Regions from separate parts of the Homo sapiens genome. Here region 2 is linked to region 1. Evidence: chromatin contacts called from ENCODE Hi-C or POLR2A ChIA-PET data. All regions are on one chromosome and are shown on one strand. The core of a region is the stretch at or near the end of the contact, and the rest is flanking DNA. Distances in the headings are between cores, read along the strand shown.

Evidence for each region. Hi-C counts contacts between places; a loop is a spot of excess contacts on that map. ChIA-PET counts read pairs that join two places held with the same protein, here RNA polymerase II (POLR2A). Pooled maps may share reads with other maps.
Region 2: a map of K562 shows a loop between it and region 1 (3-fold over the local background). The contact joins the promoter of FAM184A here to the enhancer-like site in region 1. A Hi-C loop is called at or near these places in 5 of 168 maps with a recorded cell type or tissue (CD4-positive, alpha-beta T cell, Caco-2, K562 and 2 more) and 11 of 50 pooled maps. POLR2A ChIA-PET finds 5 or more read pairs at or near these places in 7 of 52 experiments (CD4-positive, alpha-beta T cell, HEK293, Panc1 and 3 more).

What each region holds. Positions count from the first base shown.
Region 1 is chr6:119,039,076-119,041,775 of GRCh38, reverse strand. All of the region lies in intron 1 of FAM184A (family with sequence similarity 184 member A), which reads left to right. Among named protein-coding and RNA genes, the nearest start is that of MIR548B, 29 kb to the left of the region's middle. RefSeq lists an enhancer at 381-1,272. Within about 2 kb of position 1,300, at least 2 of the 41 ENCODE cell types and tissues checked have a DNase peak (open chromatin) inside an H3K27ac peak, as active enhancers do.
Region 2 is chr6:119,077,383-119,080,082 of GRCh38, reverse strand. FAM184A (family with sequence similarity 184 member A) reads left to right here and starts at 1,419. Exons shown (of 18, transcript NM_024581.6): 1 at 1,419-1,942. The coding sequence starts at 1,784. RefSeq lists a silencer at 1,226-1,545.

The DNA.
Region 1 (2,700 bases), core at 51-2,550:
GATCCAGAGTGGCAGTGGGCACCTCACTGGATCAGGAGCACAGTGGACACCCTGCCGGATCCGGAGGGGTGGAAGTCAGCGGCGGGTCTGCGAAGGTGACAAACAGCAGTGGGGAACTGGGAGTGAAAGCTCAGCTCTAGCCGTAACAAACACGGACCAGAAGAGTGCAGCTGCAAGATTTAATAGAGTGAAAACAGAGCTCCCATACAAAGGGAGGGGACCCAAAGAGGGTAGCGGTTGCCAGCTGGAATGTCTGGGTTTATATCCTGATCATTGTCCCTCCCGCTGTGCTCTCAGGCGATAGATGATTGGCTATTTCTTTACTTACTGTTTTTGTCTAATTAGCATTTTAGTGAGCGCTCTTTACTACCTGATTGGCCGAGTGTGAGCTAAGTTGCAAGCCCCGTGTTTAAAGGTGGATGCGCTCACCTTCCCAGCTGGGTTTAGGGATTCTTAGTCAGCCTGGGAAATCCAGCTAGTCTTGTCTCTCAGTCCCATCTCATCATAATTTTAGCTTGGGACCACCCTTCATCTCTGTCCCGTGGATCTCTTGTGTCTGCGGCCTTGGGCTGGCCTTGTCGCCACGACCTTATAGTAACCCTCACTTGGAGTATTTTAGTAATAAAATGATCATGTCTTTTCTTAGAAGCTTATTTCTCCATTAACTGCTACAGGGGCTGGAATTCTCTCCCCTAGAATATGACTTTGAAGGCCCTGTTGCCTGTTGAGAAGGGTGTGGAAGTAGTTCAAGAAATGGGAGCTAAAGGAGGAAGTGGAAGGAACACGCATGGAAACCCCTCAAATGCTTGCAAAAACAGCAGCCCTTGGATTCAAGAGTGCAACATTTGTTCACCTTCTGGAACAAAAGTTCAAACATAAATCAGTAACCCCTGAGGACTTGCGGCTTGGGGTAAGAATTTCTCCACCTCCTAAAGTGGTGCTAACTTAAAAAGCAAGTGGGTGGAGTCCTTAAAAAGGGCCAGATTGAAGGTCTGTGCAGGTGGACAAGCAGCTTTTAAGAGCCATTAGAAAACTTAGCCCCGGGATATAACAGGAACAAAAAGCACTTGGTGAGTTATGAAAAGCCAGCAAAGCCAGAGTTCCAATTCGTATTTGTCCCGGAAAAGAGCCGATTTTAGTTGAAAAAGCAGAGGAAGCCCGAGACATTACATGGTTTAGGCTTTAGCCCCACCATTTGTGCAAGGCTCCTGTCAAGAAGGGCCATATAATGCCTTAGATATGCTCAGTACAGACCCTAAAGTCCCTGCCACCCTTGCAAGCCACCCGGCAAGGTGACCTGAGAAATCAGCTGGGCGGAGCAGAGTCACTCTGGCCAAGAGGAATTACTCTGGGGAATTTGTTAGTAAGCAGGAAAGAGAGGAAAAGCCATGCATGTGGGTCAGATGCCTCCAGCTGAAGAAGGTGAGGCATAGAAATCTCTTACCACTAGGAAGGTATCCAAGTCACGGCAACAAATATGTTAGTGGTGGAAGAGATCTGAGGTACCCCGAGTTACCGGCGGCAAATCCATACGGGTCCACAGCAACTTCAGTCTTTGCCTCCTCAGAAGAAAGAATTCAACTGAGGGGCATAAAGCAGAAAAACAGACTGAGGCAAGTTCCAGAGCAGGAATGGAAATTTATTTAAAAGGCCTTAGAACAAGGTGCACTTGGAAGAGACCCACGCAGGCATATGAAGATTAAAGAGAGAAGGTCGAGTCCCCGTTTAACCTGATGCTAGGACTTTTATAGGCTCACCTTTTTCCCATGATTTTTCCCTAAGGGTGGGCTGCCTGCATGTGCAGAGCACGCGTAGTGTGTTTAGGGAGTTATACACATGCCCATCTGAGGCTTTCTTCCTTTTTCCAGTGTAGCGTACCCAGAAGATACTTTGCCATTTTTGTCTCTTAATCTGCATGTCCAGGAAGTTGCATCTCCCTGGGGCCTGCATCCAATTAACGTTTTGATGTTAACAGGTGTGGACCATCAAGAAATGGCCTGTCCCTGGTGCTGCTGAATTATCATTTTTAGAGAGGCAGTGTGATAATTGCCAAACCATCACCTGACATTTCTAGTGGGGGGTGGGGCAGAGCCCTGTCCAGCCCCAGTCTTGCCTAGCTATGATACCTGTAACACTGCCTATTCCTTCCTCCCTCTCCTCAACCCCTGGCAACTACTGATCTATTTACTATCTTCATACTTCTGCCTTTTCTAGAATGTCATGTAATTGGGATCATACAATATGTAGCTTTTTCAATTTGGCTTCTTTTACTTAACAATATGCATTTAAGATTTCTTCATGTTTTCCCATGGCTTGATCGTTCATTTCTTTTTATCTCTGAATAATATTCCATCGTCTGGATCAGTTTATCCATTCACCTACTGAAGGACGCCTTACTTTTGAGATTTGGCACTTTTGAATAAAGCTGCTATAAACATCTGTGTGCCAGTTTTTGTATGGACATATATTTTTAACTCATTTGAGTAAATACCAATTCCTGGATTGTATGATAAGAATGTGTTTAGTTTTATAAGAAACCGCTCAACTATCTTCCAAAATGTCTACAATATTCTCACAAGCAATAAATGAGAGTTCTTGCTGCTCCATATTCTCATCAGCATTTGCTGTTGTCAGTGTGTTGGGTTTTGGCCTAGATCTAATATGTGTGTCGTGACATCTTACTATTTTAATATGCAAATC
Region 2 (2,700 bases), core at 170-2,669, 38 kb before region 1:
TAAAATGACTGTGAATCTTCCATGCCTAGAATTTGATGAAATAGCACTAGTTTCTAATTCTCTTTAATTTTATTTGATCATTAGTGCTTAAGGAGCAACATTTGTAGGATATTTGTTTCTGGCCATATGCTCCATTCAGAACCTCGGAACTAGACAACATTTTTCCTGGAAGGTCTATTTAAGGGGGACTGAGTACCTAGCATCTGGGAAAAGAGCCAATTTCAAGTTTCCTTTCAGGAATTCCAACAGATCTTAAAGTATTTCAGGGTCCGATTAAACCTTCACCTTGTTTAGATGTTGTCACATCCAGACAATCTTTGTTAAATTCGGCTCTCTAGTTTGTTAATATTCTCAGATTTATATTTTGGCTACTTGCATGCTAAAAAGAAATCACATGGAGTTGGGGAATTTGGTTCTGCAAAACTGCGTGGAGATACGATTTTTAAAAAAACAGGTACAATTCTACGTTTTTAAAGTATTATCCATGCCCTAAAATGACTCACATGCTTCAATGCAGGATACAAAAACTTTTTTAAAAAATCATTTGACTTGCAGGGGTAGAGATGTTAAGAGAAAATCAGTAGGGAATAACACATTTATGAAGGCGAAAATGCACAAGTTATGACACATTTTGGCCCAGCTCCAAATCCTTAAAGCACTGATGTCTTGTTCCATCTTCTGTTTTTTTTACCATTACTTTCACTCCGATCCTATTCTTACTTATTTCCAGCCAAGTAGTTTCATATCTATTTGTCTTGGGCTCCACCGCGGGAAAGTAGCTATGCGGTGCTCCACCAGCTGACTGAAAAGGAGCGTTCCCTCCACACATACACTCAGCACTGAACTGGGGGCAGTGGCCGGGCACTCGGGGTGGGAGGGGGCGGCTAAGACAGTGTCACGGTCACTTGTGTGCCATTGGAAGGAAGGTCAGGGCAGGGAATCCTCGCTACTTCACTACTCATGTCTCTGGATTGGGCTTGCCTCTCTTCTTGGGGAAGAGCCACTTCTTGGGGCCCTGCACACACGAGGACGCATGTGGAAAGGGTCTGTAAATCGACACCCGTTCTGCTAACCGAAGGTGATTACAGCACCGTCTTCTTGGGGATACTTTTTTTTTTTACGTCAGGCCTCACGCTCGCTGCACGGGGATCGCCGCCAGGGCTGGGCTGCTGGATCCCCGCCACACGGGGGAAGCACTGGCGGCACGATCCCGGATCGACCTCGCGAGGCGCCCGCACTGGCCGCGGGGCTGCGGGACTGGCGGCGGCGGCGGCGGCTGCGCGGGGCTGGGCGGGGCTTGGCTGCGGGGAAATGACGTCGCCGTCCCCGCGCGCGCCCTGGTAACGGCGGCTCCCGCGTCCTCCTCCATGTCCCCGCCTATCCCCGCCGCAGCCCGCCCCGTCTCCTCCTCCCTCCGCAGCCTCGCCGAGTCCTCGGTGCGGGCTGCGAGCGGGACCCGCGGAGCTGCGCTGTCCTCGACGCCTCCGCCAGGCGCGGGCCGAGGAGCCTCCAAGAGCTGGCCCGGCCCCCGGCCGCCGCCGCCCAACCCCGGGCATCTGCCCCGCGCCGTTGTCCCCGCGGCTTCGGGCCGGCGGGACCGCCCCGTCCCTTCCAGGGGTGACCCGGGGGTCGCGGGTGGGACGGCGCCTGCGGCCGAGTCTGGGGGGCGCCGGGTGTCGGGTCGGGAAGCGGCCGCCGCGACTCTTGCCTCCCGGGCGTCGTTGCTCCACGGGCCTGCCTCCACCCGCGGGGACAGGTGCCCCGGCTGGGGTCTGTTGGGAAGATGGCGACCCCGGGCATGAGCTGGCAGCAGCACTATTACGGCGGCTCGGCGGCCAAATTCGCGCCCTCGCCGGCCACCGCACAGCTGGCTGGGCACAGCATGGACTACAGCCAGGAGATGCACCTGAAAATGAGCAAGAAAATCGCCCAGCTCACCAAGGTAAGGGGGGCAGCGACGGGGCAGGTGGCGACCCCGTGCGGGCCGCGCCGGACTCACCTGTCTCCCCGGGAGGCAGTGCGCCCTGCGCCCGCAGCGAGGGGAACTCTACTCCTCCGCCGAAGCAACAGCCGGAGACACCTCCAAAACCCTGCAAACTTTGGTGGAACGCTGGCAACATGAATTTAAGCTAGACAGCACAGCGGCACGGTGCGCGTAAGGGACTTGCACCTCCTTGCCCTTTGGGGCTAAACCAGCACAGAACAAATTAGGATTTAGTTCCTTTATTTCACAATACTAAATCACTTTACTGTTGCTTCCATGCATCTGCCAGGGCTCCACGAGGCATCACACTACAGTACCATTTGAAGTACAGTACCGTATTTACCTAATATGACTCGGAATTAAACAGTATCTTACTGGTTACTCAGTTAAGGGAAGAATCAACTTTCAGAGGAATGTAGGAGGGTAAAACATACCTTGAGTGCCAATTTGGGGCATTTAATGAGTCATTCCTTATCCTGACAAAATGTCAAACAAGGCTTATTAGATGAATCTCACACTGTGCCTGCATCTAGTTCAATGTTTGTCTGTCGAAGGATAATTTTCAAAGAGCAGTTAGCTTTCACATTCGGCCACGTGTAGTTTAGGACTGTACCTAAATTAGTGAACTTTTTTTCTAATTTAATGTTGATAATGAGAAGGAATTGGTATCTGTGAAGCAAGAGCAATTCATATCTGTTATATTGCTCTGCTTAGAA